Regions from separate parts of the Homo sapiens genome. Here region 1 is linked to region 2. A link is a loop called in an ENCODE intact Hi-C map of the cell type or tissue named here. Cell type or tissue: mammary epithelial cell. All regions are shown on one strand. Links, peaks and the distances in the headings refer to the core of each region. The heading gives the core; the rest is flanking DNA. Region 1 overlaps NFIB (nuclear factor I B). Region 2 overlaps NFIB-AS1 (NFIB antisense RNA 1).

Region 1 (5,369 bases), core at 108-5,107, 150 kb after region 2:
CCATCATACCACCTTTACACATTCTGCTTATCACAGCTAAACAATGCTTTTGCAGTCTGTGGCTTTTAGTCTCTCATGTTTTAGTTGCTATAAACAAAAATTAAATGAAAAAGTTTGTCCCACTGCTAAATCTTTGTGTGTGTGTGTGTGTGTGTGTGTGTGTGTGTGTGAAAAGTATCAATTTTATCTTCAAAATATAATGATTACAGATTCTGCTTATTTGTAAATTGTATAGAGAGCACATTTTACCTGCTAGCAAGTGAATGAAAGTCAACATTGTGCAAATGAAACCATAAGCTCCATGAAGACAAGAACAAATCATCTTTTATTGACTGTTGTAGACTGAGTTCCAAGGATGATACATGGACCACTGTAGGTGTTCAGTCCTTTTCAAAAAAATAAACGAATGGATAAATATCATCTGTATATGTCACAATCAGAATATTGAATGTTAATTACCTGTATAAATTGATAGCTCATTATGACTTTTTTTTTTTAAGGTTACTTTGTCTTTCTTTTGGGAATTAATGCTCTTTGTCTCAGTTTCTTCATGGATAGTACATCCAAGATAAATTTGTATGCCATTTAAATAGATTCCCAAAATTATTCAGGGTAAGTTGGGATACAGGAGGTCACAATCTTGGAGAGAAGTAATGTATAAACAACCAACTATAATGCACTGGTCGGGCCCTGCACTAAAGTGTGAGCAAGACCATGTGGGCCCCAGAGGGTGGTCTCATTAGATGGGGCAATAAGGTTCAGGAAGGTTGTAACAGACGAAATTCAAGAGCTTTTAAAGATGAATTAGGCGTTTGTCTTGCATCAAATAAGGGATATTCCAGGCATAGAAACCTTATGAGCAAGGGCACAGACCTGCAGTTGCACGGCATATTCTAGGACTGTTAAGAAGAATATTAGGAAGTTGGGTGTGGGTGTGAGGGGGAGGGTAAAGGGTGATGGTTTCTGTGAGAGTGAGGCTAGGCTGGGGCCAGGTTATGGAGCACCTTGAATGCTGTACTAAGGAGGTTGTAGATTATCCTAGCTAGCAATTGGAAGCCACCAAGGTGTTTTAAGGAGTGAAGTGTTGTGATTCCTGGTGGCTATGCAGAGGATGGAGTCTGGTTATAGTGTGAAGAGTGAATCATAATGGCCTGAGGAGGCTGAGGCTATTGTGAGGTAAAAATGTGAAGCTCAATAAGGGACTTAGCACCAGTTGGGATGGAGATGGGGAAATAGGCTTGAAAGGAAGATAGAGTCTGGGCTGACAACTGAATGTGAAGCTTTGGGGAGTTGGGGTTTCTGGAATGAGCATTTTCAGCTTGGGAAACTGAATGGCTGTGAATGCCATTAATTGAGATATGGATTGGTTGCGGGGAGGCAAGAGTGTACAAAGGTTGTGCACTAGCAACATCAGGAGGAGTTTTGCAGTTAAAGAAGAGGTTAGGGCTAGATATGGAGATACAGAGTTCTCAAAAAACGGGTAGTATTTGTAAACATGGACCTAGCTGAGTTTGCTGAGGGGGAATGTACAAAGACAAGAAGATGGCCAAGTTGGATGGATCGTCTTTGGGATCACCAACATATAAGGGACCAACAGAAGAGAAGGAGATAGCCATCAAGACAGGAAAGCAGCCCTCAGAAATAGAGGATTGGACCTAAGAAAGGAGTGGTGCCCTAAAGGAAAAGGGAAGGAGAATTTCCAAAAGCTAGGGATACTTAGTGTGAAAAGTCAACTAAGTAGAGTCTGGGAAAGTCAAGTCGTGTTTTAAAAAAAATAGTAATTTTGGAGCTGAAACACATACTTAGACTTACCGATCCTGAGAGCTAGTGTTGGGCATGAGGATTATTATTTTCTTATCTCACATCGTGATCAGAGAGTATGTGAGTTTTGGTATTGTGTTTTATTCCTTGGTCTAACTTCACTGAAACAGATTCTGGGGTCCTGGGTTGCTTAAAGGATGAATATTCTGTAGACTTTAAGAAACTTCTGATGAAAACAGTGGATTATGTTTATTGTAATCTTTCTCTTCTACCAGTTCTGAGAGGAAATTTGCATTTTCTTCATCAAATTTCACCATTGACTACTATATTTTAAGGAGGAGAAGCTAATTTGAAATTTTGCTTTGAGTTTTGAAGAAGGCATGAACAGTTTCACAGAAAATAGAAGGAAATATGCCCAACTACTGAGCACACCCCTTTAAATTGCTCTTACCAGGCCTTCAGACCTAGGGGCAAAATTATGCTCCAGGCTCCAGGTCCCTGGATTCACTCTGTTAGCAGCAGCAGTAAGGAACAGTTTATTTGGACAATCCCTTCTGCTCCTGTTCTCCCTGCGTGATTCCCTATTTTAGCTGTAAAAGACTCAGAAAGTGGTGATTTTATGCTAGTACATACAGAAATACCTTAGCAAATATGATTGAGCCAACTAATGTGTAAGTAAAAACAATAGCTGAGTGGAAACTGGGTGCAACTCTGCAGTCTCCTTGGATATCTTCAGGAGTTTTGTGAAATTAAAAAAAAAATGGATCCTGGATCCTCCAATGAACTGAAGTCATAATCAGTCTGCAATGTTGACTTGAGAATTTCTTTTAAATAAAAATAAATGACCAAGTGGAAGTCTTATTAGCTAAAACCAAAAGCACAAACATACATGGCCCTTTCACAAAGTAAAACGGCTATAAGCATAATGAGACTCCAACACATCTTTACTTTTTTTGCTGTTTTGTTTTTAATTTTTCCAGCTCTTAACATTCTAAGATGCTGCCTTACCACTTCCTTAAGGAAACACAAATGGGTGAGTTAAGTTTTTGAAAGTAAAGGAGGATCCTGTTTAAGTAGATTAGGGTCTGGCAGGCCATTTAACTTTATCAGGCATCTAAAGCCGAGGATGTACACTGTAGCCGGCTGTGAGTTGCCAATTAGCTGGGCTTTCCCCACTGTTTCTGGTTTGGCAGGGATGAGGTGGTTCACCCTGCCGCACTACTGCCTGCCAAGGACACATGGCCAGCTCCCGGCTTCCTGTCTTCCTCTTTGTGTCCTGGCCTTGCCTTCCAGGGAGCTGCCAGAACACAATTGCCAAAAAATCTTCCTTCAGAAAGGTCAAGTAACCTCAAGTCACCTATGCCAATATTTGTGTTTTCTTTTTAATCCTTCTGTGTTCGACTTGGAAAAAGCTGTAGAAGCGAACTTGCAGAATGGAACCTGGGTCACTTTGGATCACTTGGATAAAGCAACAGAACCCAAAGAATCCCTTGGCCAGTCAGGGTGTGATGTTTTGAGTAGAATTCTATTTAAAGCTCTGTGAAGTGTGATAGAGTTCAGAATGGTTCAGTGTGGATTTGGATTTAGTTGCTTTTTAGGATTCACTGTACACATGTGATTTTTGGCCAAAGCTGGTGCATCACATGGCAGGGAGAGGGAGAAAAGTGGAGATTGGTTTTGGCTTAAGGACTGCATTTTTGTTTGTTTGTGTTTTCAGGACTCTATAGTCACATACTGCCTTTTGCTTTCCAGTTTGGTGTCTGTGAGCAAGCATCAGCAGCCAAGTCCCTTGTACACTGGCTGAGAACAATGTGCGGGAGTTACCTGGGGTGCTTGTTGAGAGCGCTTTCTTGGCCCCAGCATTGCTGTACGAGTCCCAGTCATTGCGGGTGAGGTCGAGGAATCTGAATTTCTAACAAGCATCTCAGGTGAATCTGATGCTCACTAGAATTTGTGGACTGAATGTCACTGATTGTGAAATGACAATAAGGCAAGTAGCATTTATTGTCATGATACGGCAAGCTGTTCTACTTCTCCTTTAATTGGTCTTTTTGGAGCTCTGTGTTTAATTGGAATCTAGATTATATGCAGATCTCCACTGACAACAAACACTTTTCTGAAAATTGAACTTTTAAAAACCTGTTAACATAAGAAACTTTATCCAAGTAATTGTTCCAGGTTTAAACTCTAAATTTTAGGATGATTTATAAGGCTTTTTTAATGACACGTAGAATGCCATAGTGAACATCCGAAACGACTTTAGAAGGCTCCCTCCCCGTAGCCCACACTGTGAATCATGCTCCTTGGAGACGTGCAGTGTGATGGGCCTAGTGATTTCTGTTATGGAAGGGAAACCCCATTTCTCTAATACTTCATAAAGCAAAGCTTTTATTATTTACTTTGAAAAAATTCCATTTGAGGAATATGGAATTCTTAAAGTGCCTAAACCTGAGCCACCTACTAATTCTTATGGCTGTTGGTAATGAATATAGGGGGCAACGTGTATTCTGTCTGTAGACTCCAGGAAAGTTCAACGTAGCCCCAACATTCCCTTTTGGCTTTTCATGTAAAATTGTCCATAGCACTTTCTTCCTAAGCTCAGTTTAATTTTCTTTTGTGCCTTTTGTACCTCGAGATATGCTGTCTTTCTTGGTGAGAATGGTCTAGCCGTGAACCTTTTCGTCATTGTTTTGTAGCATTCGTAGAGTGAGGACCAGATTAACTGTGTAATTTACCTTTTTTTTCCCCAAGTTATTTCCAAAATTTGCTAAAGCGCTGCAGCCTCAGGGACACCTCTGACTTTCTGACACAGCTAAGAAACACCACACTAATTTGGAACACATGTTCTGTCAAAGTTTACCTATAGCCTTGAGTTCCAAATTTGCAACTTCAGCATCTTCTGTTGAAAATAAACAGCATATTTTTTCTTAAGCTCCCTTTTTGCCTCCCCTTGAACTCCACAGTCTTTTATAAATAGTAATAAGGAAATGTGGTTATGGGTATAATTGCCACAAGGCAATTGTACCCTAGAGGACTGATAGAATTTTCTTTTCTATATCGGAGGGCTGGGCTCCATCAAGAAGATCCATTTGCAAATAACTCAATTGGAAGAATAACAACAGTGTCTTTATTTTTATAGCAACTTTCCCTATAGAGATCACAGTACAGTGTGTTAGGGACATCCTATCAGATTCATTGTTCTAATACCCCAGTGGACTGGAATAAAGTTTTATTATAGCTTGTTTGAGACAGGAGAGTGAGACTGAGAAAGGTTAAGGGTCGTCCCTCAGATCCTAAGAAAGTCAGAAGGGGAAATGCAATGAAAAATCAAGGTTTTTCTATTACTCTGCAAGTTGTCAAGCTCTGCATTCCTTTCTGGTAATTGTAAAGGGTCAGAATAAAGCACAACCTATTTCGGGATTGCAAAGTAATGTAGATGAAAATGCCTCGAAAATAGCTAAGGTATTCTTGCTATCTTTATCATATTTAGTACAAATGGAAGGTAAGAAAGAGCCTTATTGTCAGTATCTAATTGTACCAATGTATATGAAATGGATTTTGCACATTCTTGATTGATTGGATTCAAACTGCCAAGTTGTCTTAATCAT
Region 2 (5,369 bases), core at 253-5,252:
TAACAAAATCTGCATTCTGTGAAAGTCTGTTTTTTTCTTAGAGAAACGCCCTTCGTTTTTAATTTTGCGTCACTTTCGCAGGCTGCCCTGAATGCCTAACCACTTGTTAAAATGCCTCTGTGCTTTGCTTTTCCGTGTGGTTCTTTTCTGTGCCCGTTTGTATCTCTAATAAGCGGCATTGTTTATTATCCTTGGGTCGGGGCCCCTGGGACTGAACCGAAATAATACAGAGGCACCGAGGCTGAGCGCTGGAAAATACTCCGGGTTTCCCAGGCCCAGGAGGGTCCCCGGGGCCGCCAAACGACCCTCCTGGGGAAAGCCCACCCGTGCGTGCGTGCCTGGTGAAGGGCAAGTTTGCACGAGTTTTTCCAGGCAGGGAGAGATCATGGGCAATCCAAAGCCCAGATGAGTGGGTATAGAAAGGGGCACACGGGGAAGGGAAATGCCACTGTGGACCGGTAATGGGGGTGTGACTTAAGAGCCAATATTGACAGGATGACTTTTTTTAAGGGAGGCGGGGGACTGCCGCGCGGGAAGCGTTCTGAGCCGTCTTTTAGCTCGAAGTCTCAACTCTCATCCCTATGCAAGAAATTGTCACTAATAAATTCTTTTTTCCGCATAGCCCATCAGTCCTCGCTGTTAAAGCGAGTATCCTAAACAAGATGAGGCTAACTTCCCTCCTTCTCCGTAGTTACCTAATATTTGCCCACATTTCGTTTTCAGCTGGGTGCTTTGTGGCCGTAGGGAATGTAAGTGCATGCCCCAGGAAATAAAGTGCCGCTGTTCCCCAGCCACAGATCAAGTCTTTTCTTCCCTTTGGACCCCAAACGAGCCCTGCTTTGGGGCTCTCCAAAATTTCGCTGCTCCCAAAACGGAGTGGGGTTCGCTATCAAAAAGCAGAAACCCGCATGGGAAACATAACGCGGAATGCCTTTGGCGTCTCGGGGAAAATTTCCCGGTTGAACCCAGTCTACGCTTCCACACCCCCTAAATTTAATGTCGGGCGGGCTCCGTTGCAGAGTTTGCCCTAAAGAAGGTTGTTAAATACGTGCCATTCTCGGGACCGTGTGCTCCTCAAATGAGACTTCCAGCCCCAGGGCCCAGCCTGAACTGTCCTTCCCACAGGTTCGCATGCGAGACCAAACCCCCACCCCGCTAGCTTCCAAAAATTCTCCCAACAGGCTACAAAGACTGCTCAAATTGTCCTCGCTAGCTTCGCTCCCCCATTCAGTTAGATTGTTTAAAAATACAGAGATCTGTTTGCTCGCAAGAGCAGAGAGTGATTTCCCTCAAGCAACTCGTGCGAGAGCTTTAGGCAGCCCCTGGGTTGCAGCGAGTCCAAGCGTCGGTGGAGTTTTCCGAATTTCAAGAAGTAGTAAAGTGAATTTCGGTACAGGGAAAAGTGCCGGGTGTTGGAGCGCAAGGTGGGGGCGGGAGCCCAGGAAGCCGCCAGGAGGTTTTTTTGTTTTTAATGTTAGACACGCATGAAGGCGCAAGCTTCGTGGTTTCCGAACTTAGAGAATCGTGCCGAGTTTGGGCCCATCTCCGCAGCCAGGGGCCCAGCACAGAGCACAGGGGGCTGTTTCCAGTTTTCAAAGAGCGAGCAGAGGCGCGGGAGCAGCTCGCTAGGCACTGCCACATGCAGCTGACTGTCCGCTGCTCCCGGCTCTTCCGCCCTCTCTCTTCGCGTGGCACCCCCAGAGCCATCCCACTGCTGCCAGTATTGCGCAGAAGAAGAAGGGTTCCAGGCGGCAGAATCCCCCAACAGGTAGTTTCACCCGGGCGCTGGCCTGGCTTAAATATCAAAGGCTGGGCCGCCTGTGCCGTGCTAAACTGGAGCCGAAGCACTGACACCTAAAGAGTCTAGGAACGAAAGCTGCGTTCTGGGAGTCACTTTAAATAACCTTGTTTTCTCTCCACCCTCCAACTTCTCCCGAAATAGCGTGAGCCCTGCCGTTTGGAACGGCGCTCAGCGAGCCTAAATAAGCTGCTTCAGGCTGTAAACTCACAGCCAATTTGGGGTCTTTTTTTTTTTTCACCCCCGGTAGTTACTACAGAACCCAACTCGGCTTTAGAGCCATAGGTATTTATTTGGGAATTGGAAAATTCCCCTCAAAGCAAAAAAGGAAAAGGGTGCGCTGCAGTTGTATGATATAATTGAATTATGCCTTCCCCTGGCGCACAGTAAGGAAAAGCGGAATGCCAGTAGGTGTGTAGAATGGGCCGCGGCGGCCTCACGCCCCAGAGGGCGCACCACATTTCCTTCCCAGGGTGCAGGGAGAACTTGGGTTGGGCGACTTCGTTCCGCCCCCAGCATAAATGCCCAGGTTAGGGCATCACAAAAACCTAGTCCTGGGTGCTCTGTCGGATCGCTAGCACCAACGTCCCCGCCAAGGACCGCGAGCGCACGTGGTGCGCGGAGACCAGACACCGCGTGCGACGCGAAACTACGCGCGTCGCTCCAAAGCTCCCTGGCGCGCGCGCGCGCTCGGCCCTTGCTGGGCGGCGGGATACTGGGACCCTCGGCGAGAGAATCTAATCCCGCCTTGGCAGATAAGACTTGCCCTCTACCGCCCTGAGCCGTCGCCGGGTAGTGATTTCTGCACGGAAAAAAAACCGCGGAACTCCTGGCCCTGCCTTGTCTGTTTCCTAAGGAAATGTCTTTTACACTCCGCACAGTCACCCGACCCCCCAGTGCCTCTGGGACCTTGGGCGGACCTGACCGAAGAGACTTGGATCTTCAACCGCCTAGGGAGCTGGCCACTCCTTCCCTTCTCCCTTCTCCCCTCTCCCAATCGCACCCAGCTCACTCCCTCCACACCCGCCCCAGCACTGTTAGCTTGCCCTGAGCCTCCGCCACTAACTGCGCTACCTAAACTTTCCAAAGAAAAGTTTTCTCGCGCTTTGCCAGCTCAAGTTTGCCCCAGCTGGCGCTGGCAGGAGGAGAAAAGGAGTCCCTCTTCCCCCTCCACCTATCCTCCTCTCCCTCCCGTCCTCTCCCTCCCCTAGGAGTCCAAACCTTGAGGGTGGGAGCGCGCGGTGGTGGAGCCCCCGAAGGCACTGACTGTGCAGGGGACGGAGTTCGTTTCTCATCCCCCACTCTCAGTGCCTCGACCGTTCCCGCCCCCTCCTCCCCCACCTCGCTTTCGGCGGGGAACTGCGGGCTTGTAGTTTAGTTTTGTTCAAATTTATTTCTCTTTTTTAAGATTTTTTTTTTTTTTTTAAGATCCCACCCTTCCCAAGCCTCGCGCGTCTGCCTGCCTTCCAGCTCCCGGCGTGGAGCTCAGGAGACGCACCCTTCGCGCCGGGCGGGTTGTCTCCCGAGTGGGGGCCAGGGGCTCCCTGGCCGCGATTTCGCTGGCCTAGTTTCGTCTCCCTAGGAGACCTAGGTCCTGTTGTGAGGCTAATTCGTGCGGGAGCTCGGCCTCACAGTAAGTGCCTCTTACCCCACCCTCACCCGAAGCTGTCGATGCAGCGGGTTTAGGGGGATGTTTGCGAGACAGCAATAGGTAGCAGTTGATAGGAGACCCTGTTCTGACGTCTTCTTGAGTTCTTTACACATACAGGTAATTAGAGATAGAAAAGATCCCCCCCTCAAGGTTCTATAACTCCTTGCGCACCGCCAGGTGACCATCACAGAAACCGCCCCAAGCTAGTTAATTTGTGGCCTATTATGTTTTTATTTTGTCTAGGATTAACGAGATTTGAGATTTTGTAGCCAAATTTACTACCCCGGGGCTTCAACTTTCAAACCAGCAAGCCAACGGGAACGTTGTGGCGAAACTGGATCTCCTTCTGCGTTGCTGGGGCGCGTGCGGGGAATAGAAACGAAATCCGTCGCCGACGGTGTGGCGTGGACTGCTGGGCCTGGGGACGCTGGGCGGGCTTTTCTGAATCCCATCGGGTTGGGCTTGAAATCGGACTTGACCCTGCCAGGGTTGTGCTCTGCGCTTAGCCTAGATTTTTCCACTTGGCCAGACGGCTCCTATCACACGTGGCAGATGACGCCCGTCCGGAGCGACGTTCCCAGGGGCAAGCGGTTTCAGGATCACCTTTACCTTTAGCTCAGGTTACGGGGGGGGGGTGTCGGTTACCTCGTGTGACTGCGGATATGAAATCTCCACCCAGAGCAAAGATGGCTACAAATCCTCTCCCCTCCGCATGAACATCAGGAGACTTGACTCCGGCGCCCACCGCAAGTCTCTTTCCAGTGCTGGGGTGAACACGTGCCCCACGCGCCCCCCGCGCCCGCGGCGCGCCCCCCTTCCCGTGGCTTAGCACAGGTCCCGCTTCTACTGTGCGCGCCGGGGATCAGGGTCGTGCCTCCTCAGCCCACAGGCGAGGCCTCCCACCCGCTAGGCTGGTCCCTGTACCACTTGGCCCATGTTGCCACCATGGCGGTGTCAGAGAAAGCCCTGCGGAGGGTCAACCAGAAAGGCAGGAAGTTTCTAGGCTCCTCGAAATGGCACCCGAGGAGAAGCAAAACCGTGCAGCGACATTCGTGGAACCCCTAAGTCATCTTTGAAAGGCCGTTTGAAGAGGGAGGGGTGTGAGGGGAGAAAAATACAGGTGAGGGGGAGGATAAAGTTATGGGTGTAAGCCGCCTCGCTTCTTAACTCTTTACCTAACCACCTTCAAGTCTGAGCGGTTGACACACTGGGCTTTTAAGTACCAAACTCCACGGAGATGGGGCAGAGGAGAAGCACCCCCAAACCCGCAGAGCTAGCCGCTGCCCGCTCTCTCCAAATGTGGCAGCCGCACTTCGGAGCGCAGAAGCACGGCTCTGATTTGCGTTTGCTTCGAAGATAAAGGATCCCGTTCACAAAGGAACCCCTGCTTCCCTTTCCCTACTCCACTCCTCTGCACCTTTCGCATAGCCTCAGACCCTTTGATTGCATTTATTTATTTTTAAGCTCCGGTACCCTAGATTTCACTGGGAGATTTTAAGGCAAGAATGGAGAAAGATGGGATTAAGAAAAAGAGCTGGCTGTGTTCTAGGGCAAGGTTAGAGAGGAATTGAAAATCGAGGGTAGATGAATTTGGGGATGTTTTAAAATTTCATTTCCCACAGAAGCTACCTCCTTTGCACTAGAACCTATTTAAATTATTGGGACAGGAGGAAGCTAGGAGTCTCCGTGGGAACAAAAAGTTAAAGGCTTTGGAGATGCCCCTTTCTCTTACCTCTACTCAAATGAATAAAAAGCAGCTCTCCTTTCAATTTAGTGACTGTACCCTTCAACACGCTCACTTCCGCCGCGAAAGTGTGTTAATGGCCAGTTCCCCCAGGGAGGCCGAGCTCAGGAGAGTGGCCCAAGACGGACTCCCAGAACCCCTGGAGCTGGGCTTTTTATTCTCTAGGATGGATGCTG

The links. A loop is a pair of places that touch in the nucleus more often than their neighbours do. Peaks named below come from ENCODE experiments on the same cell type or tissue, not always from the same donor. Only the 100,000 strongest peaks of a DNase experiment are listed, where the experiment ranks them.
Region 1: a loop joins it to region 2, with 2.1 times the contacts of the local background. A loop is called at or near these places in 1 of 110 quality-filtered maps.

The regions. Positions count from the first base shown.
Region 1 is chr9:14,196,930-14,202,298 of GRCh38, reverse strand. The region is part of intron 2 of NFIB (nuclear factor I B); the gene reads left to right. Among named protein-coding and RNA genes, the nearest start is that of NFIB, 110 kb to the left of the region's middle. In mammary epithelial cell, for the core only: no CTCF peak of the experiment used is centred there; a DNase peak (open chromatin) is centred at 2,958; H3K27ac peaks cover 2,788 bases.
Region 2 is chr9:14,345,006-14,350,374 of GRCh38, reverse strand. All of the region lies in intron 1 of NFIB-AS1 (NFIB antisense RNA 1), which reads right to left. It also overlaps a transcript of NFIB not described here. Among named protein-coding and RNA genes, the nearest start is that of NFIB-AS1, 31 kb to the right of the region's middle. RefSeq lists an enhancer at 1,074-1,573. In mammary epithelial cell, for the core only: a CTCF peak has its summit at 2,242; DNase peaks (open chromatin) are centred at 1,784, 2,324 and 2,734; H3K4me3 peaks cover 4,014 bases; H3K27ac peaks cover 1,876 bases; H3K27me3 peaks cover 443 bases.